Regions from separate parts of the Mus musculus genome. Here region 1 is linked to region 2. The links are chromatin contacts, found by POLR2A ChIA-PET in ENCODE. All regions are on one chromosome and are shown on one strand. Each heading gives the region's core, a stretch centred on a gene start or an enhancer-like site at or near the end of the contact. The rest is flanking DNA. Distances are from core to core; before and after follow the strand shown. Region 1 overlaps Csad (cysteine sulfinic acid decarboxylase). Region 2 overlaps Tns2 (tensin 2).

Evidence for each region. ChIA-PET counts read pairs that join two places held with the same protein, here RNA polymerase II (POLR2A).
Region 1: POLR2A ChIA-PET joins it to region 2 with 11 read pairs in embryonic stem cell. The contact joins two enhancer-like sites. POLR2A ChIA-PET finds 5 or more read pairs at or near these places in 4 of 5 experiments (Patski and embryonic stem cell).

Annotation. Positions count from the first base shown.
Region 1 is chr15:102,175,646-102,179,201 of GRCm38, forward strand. It overlaps Csad (cysteine sulfinic acid decarboxylase), which reads right to left. Exons shown (of 18, transcript NM_001359126.1): 15 at 3,316-3,515; 16 at 3,136-3,187; 17 at 2,882-2,971; 18 at 1,353-2,141. The coding sequence ends at 1,968. Among named protein-coding and RNA genes, the nearest start is that of Zfp740, 26 kb to the right of the region's middle. Within about 2 kb of position 2,072, at least 1 of the 3 ENCODE cell types and tissues checked has a DNase peak (open chromatin) inside an H3K27ac peak, as active enhancers do.
Region 2 is chr15:102,106,942-102,110,516 of GRCm38, forward strand. Tns2 (tensin 2) reads left to right here. Exons shown (of 29, transcript NM_153533.3): 7 at 74-245; 8 at 541-591; 9 at 861-983; 10 at 1,070-1,134; 11 at 1,914-1,997; 12 at 2,380-2,492; 13 at 2,572-2,632; 14 at 2,759-2,834; 15 at 3,530-3,575. Among named protein-coding and RNA genes, the nearest start is that of Tns2, 5.8 kb to the left of the region's middle. Within about 2 kb of position 2,055, at least 2 of the 3 ENCODE cell types and tissues checked have a DNase peak (open chromatin) inside an H3K27ac peak, as active enhancers do.

The DNA.
Region 1 (3,556 bases), core at 822-3,321, 69 kb after region 2:
TGCACACAGTGAGACCCTGTCTGAAAAAAATTTCAATTAAATAAAGTAACTCAATATGCATTCTAATTATGTTGGTAGTGGAGTGTGTGGTTAAAATATACTCTACGAATACTGTCAAAATTGAGCCATCAGGCTAAATCCCCGTACTATGCGGAAAATTCCAGTCTAGAGATCATCACCGTGTTCTATCTCGGCTCAGAGGCCCAGGCGGCTCTGCCTCAGTCTCTGTCGCCCTGAGGCTTTTGGGTGGCTGAGAGATGCAAGAGCGCAGCATGTCCTGGAGGCTGAAACCGGATCATCTGAGGACAGAGCTGTGAAGGTCACCTGCAGGAGTGGCCGCCTCTAAAGGGAGGCTGGAGAACACAACTGCCCGGTGTTCTTGGGGCACTGCAGGTCCTCAGGTGGAGCACGGATCTGGGCCGAGAAGCACAGCAGAAGCCTCAACTGGGAGCCTCTTGAACAGTGGTAAAGGCAAGCACGGCAAGCACTTTACCACTGAAGTACCCCTCAGCCCATAAGGGCTCTGTGCAAAGCGTTTGCCTAGCAGTCTAGTTGCCTTAGTTTTGAGCAGGCTACAACCCTGGCTCTTTTTTGTTTGCTTGTTTTGTTTTAATGAGGATTTTTACAAGTAGCAGGGCCGGGCATAGCAGCAAAAAATGGCACTCATGTGGAATGCAGGAGGATCAGGAGTTCAAGGCCAGCATAGGTTAGGTGAGGCCTTGCCTCAAAAAAAACACAAAACAATAAACCTGATGTAGTGACGTGTGCCTGTAATCCCAGGAGAGGTGAAGGCAGGAGGGTCAGAAGTATATAGCTAGCTCAAAACAAACAAAACATAGACAGACAGACAGACAGACAGGCAGACAGGCAGGCGGGCTGAGATATGGTGCTCGTACCTGGAATCACAGCATTCAGGAAGCTACTGAGGCAGGAGAAGGTATGAAGCTAGTTAGCCTGGGCTACACAGTGAGTTAAGGATAGCTTGAGCTACAGAGTGAGACAGTTTCAAAACACTAGGGGAGGTAAGAAGATGGGGTTCTTATTTCCAGATAAAATCTGGGCCTGTCTTCCTTCCTCCTTCCTTCTTACTAGGTCTCGCTGTGTGGCTCTGGCTGGCTGGACCTCACAGAGGTTTATCTGCCTCTGCCTCTCAGTGCTGGGTTTAAAGGTGCCATGCCTGCCTGTTTTGTTTCTGATATCCCAAGGTGCTATTACATATGACTGACCCCACCCTGAGGCGTCTCTCCCACTACGATTCTGAGTAGAGACGATATCTCTCATGTACTTTCTGTTTGCTTGCTTCAAGTTCTCTATTGTTTAGTTAGAAATAAAGCTTTAAAACATACCAAAATATAATGGAAACCGCAGCTTTATTGTCCTATTTCAGAAGTATGTGATGTTGTTACACAATAAAATGGGGAAGCACAAAAGGTCTGAGAGGTTGATTTGGGAATAACCTAATATCCCGTTCCAGGGAAAACTGCTGACCTTTGGCACAGTTCCACCGACAGCCTTTTCCTATGTGATTTTTAGCCTAACTCAGATACTGTGATTCATAAACTCATATCCAGCTTTTCAATACATTGTACCATTTCTCTCATATTAATAAAAATTCTTTATAAACATAATTTTAATGAAAAATATTTCTTTTTTTCTTTTCTTTTTTTCTTTTTGAGACAGTTTCTCTGTGTAGCCCAGCTCTGTAGTCCAGGCTGGCCTCAAACTGGCTGCTTCTGTCCCCCCAATGCTGGTAGTAAAGGTGTGTGCCCCTGTGCCCAACTTAATAAAAGCATATTTCGTAAGAACATACTGTAGTGTGTTTAGACACCTTCCTGACAGCCAATACTTAGCTGGGAGAGTGAGTGTGTGGGAGCACACACAGTCAAGGCCACTGTTTCCTAGAAAGGTCGATTTTGAGAACCCAGGAGACTACGCAGAGCTTGGGTGGGGCAGAGAGCAGAAGCAGCTCACAGGTCCTGGCCCAGGAGCTCCAGCTCGCCCAGAAGGAAATCTATATCGGCCTGGGCCAGTATGGGGTTGGCCACCACCATTCGGAAGAAGTTGGCCCGGGTCCCATGGGGCTGGTAGCCAATCATCATGGTCCCCTTCTTCACCATGCGCTCCTTGAGCACAGGGGCCACCTGTGGGTAGCAGAGGGAGAGCTGAAGCAGCCGGCCCAGCTCCCTGCGCCGTCCCCACACCTCTGCGGCACACTCACTGCTCACACTCCTTTCCCACCACATGTAACCTGAGTGGCCTTCTCCGAACCCTGCTTTCTTCCTCTGTCTCCTCTCTCTAGGAAAGTTGGAGCTGGGAACCACCGAGCCAGACCTGTCTCTGATATTCAGCACTGCTACTCCCAGCCTCAATACCTTCTCCCCCCCTTAGTTCCCGGCATATTTCTGAGCTGTGCCATGTAATCTAGAGGTAACTTACCAAGCCGCCTTGAACACAAGTGTACACAGGGGACACCACCTCTGCAGTGACAGCCCCAGGAGGGCAGGGCGTTGATGTTCCTGCAGGTTACTGAGGCTGCCAGCACTAACCCATTCTTAGGAGTAAGGATATAACATATCCCCCTGCCTCTGCAAGCCTATCTGGGATGATGAGCTATTCCTGATCTGTCTTTGGCCTTAGTTCCAGCACAGACATCTGCGTGGTGCACGCTGGTGACTTCCTCTGGTAACCCCATCTCTGTTTCCTTTCTTTCCAGAAATATATTTTTCTCCCTACCTGCCCCCCATTAAAAATGAGGGTAAGGAGGTGCCTGCCATCTCAATAGGCAGGAATATGCAATACCAGGCAGAGCCAGCAGAGGGCAGAAACATACCTGCTGCTTAGTTCCTGGAACTGGGTTACCAGAGGGCAAAGACTAGACTACCTGAGACAGCCTTTGGCTGTAATCTGGACTCTCCTTCTTCCCCCGAAGGCTGGGAGGCACAAACCAGAAGCACACGTTGACGAACTCGGGCTGAGGGGAGGGATGAGGGAGGCATGAGTTGGGGAAGGAAGGGAGGGAGGAAGGAAGGAAAGAAGGGGTTGTTTCCCTGTCTTTGCTCCTGGTCCTTTATGAGGCTTCATGTCTGGAACAAGGTGGGGGCTGGGAGAGGCATTCAAAGGAGCCAGGAGTCCTACCTCCATTACCAACTCAAATCCTTCCCGCTTTTTAATCTCCTCCACCAAGTACCTGGGGGGAAAGGGTAAGAAAGCACACATGGGGGAAAGGAGGCAACAGGGAGGCGGGGGAGGCCTACAGAGGCCCCAGGAAGGCCATGGAGAGTGGAAGAGAAGGCGATCTGGGTCCTTCATGCTTACCGGGTGAGAGCAAAGGCCTGGTCGATGCGCCGCTCCAACCCCTGCCCACCCTGTGCCTTCCACATGAGCCATAGCTTCAGACAGTCCACGCGGCGGCCACACTGCACCACTTTGTCTCCGGTGTCCAGAGCCACATCGTAGAACTTGTCTTGCTGGAAGAGGTAGCTGGCCTGGGATCCATGGCAGCGCTTGAGCAGGTTCTGTGGGGAGGAAGCTATCAGCAGGTCGTCCTGAGGCGCTA
Region 2 (3,575 bases), core at 805-3,304:
CCTTACCATCATACTAGCCCTCTGGGGCGCCACGTTTCTCTGTTCCCTAAATCAGCTTTGTGGCCTCTCCCAGGAGCTTCAGCCTAGATCCGCTCATGGAGCGTCGCTGGGACTTGGACCTCACCTATGTAACGGAGCGGATCTTGGCCGCAGCTTTTCCTGCACGACCGGACGAGCAGCGACACCGAGGCCACTTGCGCGAGCTAGCCCATGTGCTTCAATCCAAGCACAGAGACAAGTACCTGGTGAGGAGCGGGTGGGCCAGATGCAACCAATGAGAGGGCTGGGAGATCAAAATGGGGCGAAGCTACTGTTTCGCTATCAATACCTGAAATGGGGCTGGCAAGGGGGCGGTGCTAGCATGGCGGGGCGGGGCCAGGCGGGGAGGGGCGGGGCCGGAGCTGAGCCAGGCACGCAGCTTGCAGAGGATTCCGCCCCAGCGGATCGCAATCGAACTATTTTAGAGCAAGATGCTCACTGAGGGTCCACCTCCAGCACCTGTGTCTGAAGTCACCCTCATCTAACGCTGCTTTATTTCAGCTCTTCAACCTTTCAGAGAAACGGCATGACCTCACCCGCCTGAACCCCAAGGTAGGAGGGAAATGTGAAAAGGCTCGTTACTGGTAGTAGCAATTGACATCCACCTTTCTCATACCACTTAAGATACCTAAAAACATGGTGCAGGGGATATCACCCCACAGTATGGCGGAAAATTTCCAAGCTATTGTGGACTACTACTAAGTGCCCACCTTTGCCCCAGGTCCCTGTATTGTATCCATATCCATGTTCCTGTCACACACACACACACACACATATATATATATATATATATGCAGAGTTGTACCCTTTTACTTCCCCAGGTGCAAGACTTTGGTTGGCCTGAACTACATGCCCCACCTCTGGACAAGTTGTGTTCCATCTGCAAAGCCATGGAGACGTGGCTCAGTGCCGACCCTCAGCACGTGGTTGTGTTGTACTGCAAGGTGAGCTGGGACCTTGGGGTCACAGCGCTAGGGCAACCTCAGCCTAAATGTCGCAGGTTCCCCAGCTCTGTCTCTTTATCCCGTAGGGGAGCAAAGGCAAGCTTGGGGTCATCGTCTCTGCTTATATGCACTACAGCAAGATCTCTGCAGGGTGAGTTGCCCTGCCTCAGTGGCCTTTCCTCATCTGTCCCTGTCTGAGCTTTTCTCTCTTTAGTCAGACTATAAACTTGGTGCGGTACCACCTCTCTCCACTAGTGGGCCCAGCACTCCACAACAGAGGAGCTGGGCTAGTTTCTTAGGGCTGTCAGCAAACTGCCATCGTAGATTGGCTTAAAATGATATATCTCAGTTGTCTTACAGTTCTAAGGTGTTGAAAGTCAAGTGTCAGTGGGGCCACGCTGTCTCTGGGACTCTAGGCAGACTCCTTCCTTGCCTCTTTCCAGCTTCTGGTGGTGCCTGACAGTTCTTGGCTGGCAGCAGCCTCCCTCCAACCTCTGCCTCCGTCATCACATGGTGTTCTCTTTGTGCGTCTATTTCTGTCTCTCCTCTTCTAAGGACCAATCGCCCTAATTAAGGACCCACCTTGCTCCTGTATGATCTCATCTTAACCTATCTAACCACATCTGCAAAGACCCTATTTCTAAATAAGGTCACATTTGAGGTACATTTCTCCGGGGGAGGGACACAGTTCAATCCATCAGGTTGTCTAACTGCCCCCTTTGACAAGCGAGGAAAGCCAGGTTCAGGGGACAGTTGCCCTAGGCCCAACAACCGGGAAACTGACTATGCTGTAGGGCCTCTGGCTCTCCTCACCACCACTGGGAGTTCCTCTGTACAGAGGATCTCATGATTCCTCCTTCCCTGGGGTTTAGGTATAGAAGGCCAGAATAGGACTGGTTCCTAACCCCCGACCTGCCCTGCTCTCCCCAGGGCAGACCAGGCGCTGGCAACCCTCACCATGAGGAAATTCTGTGAGGACAAGGTGGCCACGGAACTGCAGCCCTCCCAGCGCCGGTGAGCACCCCAGTGGGGAAGGGCTGACTCTCCTGTTCGGGCAGCACACCTGAATCCCACAGTGCACGGGAGCAGAGCCAGGCCCTGTGCCAGATTCTGGGAAATCAGAACAAACAAGATCAGGTTCTCCTGGCATTTATATGTTAGTAGAGTAGAAGGCAAGAAGCCATGCGTAAACAGACTAGATCGTTCTGGCTGGCGATAAGGTCTGTGAAGAGAATAAAGCAGAGGCTTGTAAGAAAGACTCCACAGGATGAGCAGGGCTTGCCCCCTTGAAGCATAAGATTAAAAGAGCAGTCTAGGTCTCCCAAGAGCTGCTGAGTTGGTGTGAGGCGCCCTCTAGAGGAAGACGCTGATGCTTTCTTGGCACTTCCCCCGCCAGCTATGTCAGCTACTTCAGCGGACTGCTGTCTGGCTCCATCAGAATGAACAGCAGCCCACTCTTCCTGCACTATGTGTTTGTTCCTGTGCTGCCAGCCTTTGAGCCCAACACAGGTGAGTCACCCCGGGATGTATTCCGTGAGGATAGCCACCTACTACCCCACACCTCTCATGGCCTCTTCCACCCCTCCAGGCTTCCAGCCCTTCCTCAAGATCTACCAGTCTATGCAGCTGGTCTACACATCTGGAGTCTAGTGAGTGCCCTGCTCCCAGGCCCTGACATCTGCCTGATTGCCCAGCCAGAGAGGCTGACTATGTCTAGCTACCTCTGTGCCCTCCCTGGATGCCTCTGACTATTCTGCCTTTCTCTCTACCCACAGCCGCATAGCAGGTCCAGGGCCTCAGCAACTTTGTATCAGCCTGGAGCCAGCCCTTCTCCTCAAAGGCGACGTCATGGTGAGGGGCGAGGGTTGTAACACTGAGGGGAATCCTGAGGATGCAGACTGCAACGGGGGTGGGGGGCTTCTAGCCAGATAGTCAGCTGACAAGGCCTGTGTCTTAGGGTTTTACGGCTGTGAACAGATGCCATGACCAAGGCAACTCCTTTTTTTTTTTTAAGATGTATTTATTATTTATAAGTAAGTACACTGTAGCTGTCTTCAGACACACCAGTAGAGGGCGTCAGATGTCATTATGGATGGTTGTAAGCGCCATCATGTGGTTGCTGGGATTTGAACTCAGGACCTTCGGAAGAACAGTCAGTGCCCTTAACTGCTGAGCCATCTCTCCAGCCCCCAAGGCAACTCTCATAAGGACATTTAATAGGGGCTGGCTTACAGGTTCAGAGGTTCAGTCCGTTATCATCAAGGTGGGAGCATCTGAAGGCTGCTAGTAGAAGACTCCCTTCCAGGAAGCTAGGAGTAGGGTCTTAAAGCCCATGCCCACAGTGACACACCTACTCCAACAAGACCATACCTTCAAATAGTGTCACTCCCTGGGCCAAAAGGGAACCCTACCCATACTATCCCAAGAGAGTTCATGTTGAGGTTGGGGCATGACAGAAGCAGTGGCCCAGGTGGCCCTTGGAGCAAAGGTGTAGGTAAGACAAAATGGATGTGATGGCCTGACCCCAGCCTCCTGCCCTCCCTCAGGTAACCTGCTACCACAAGGGTGGCCAGGGGACAGACCGGACCCTCG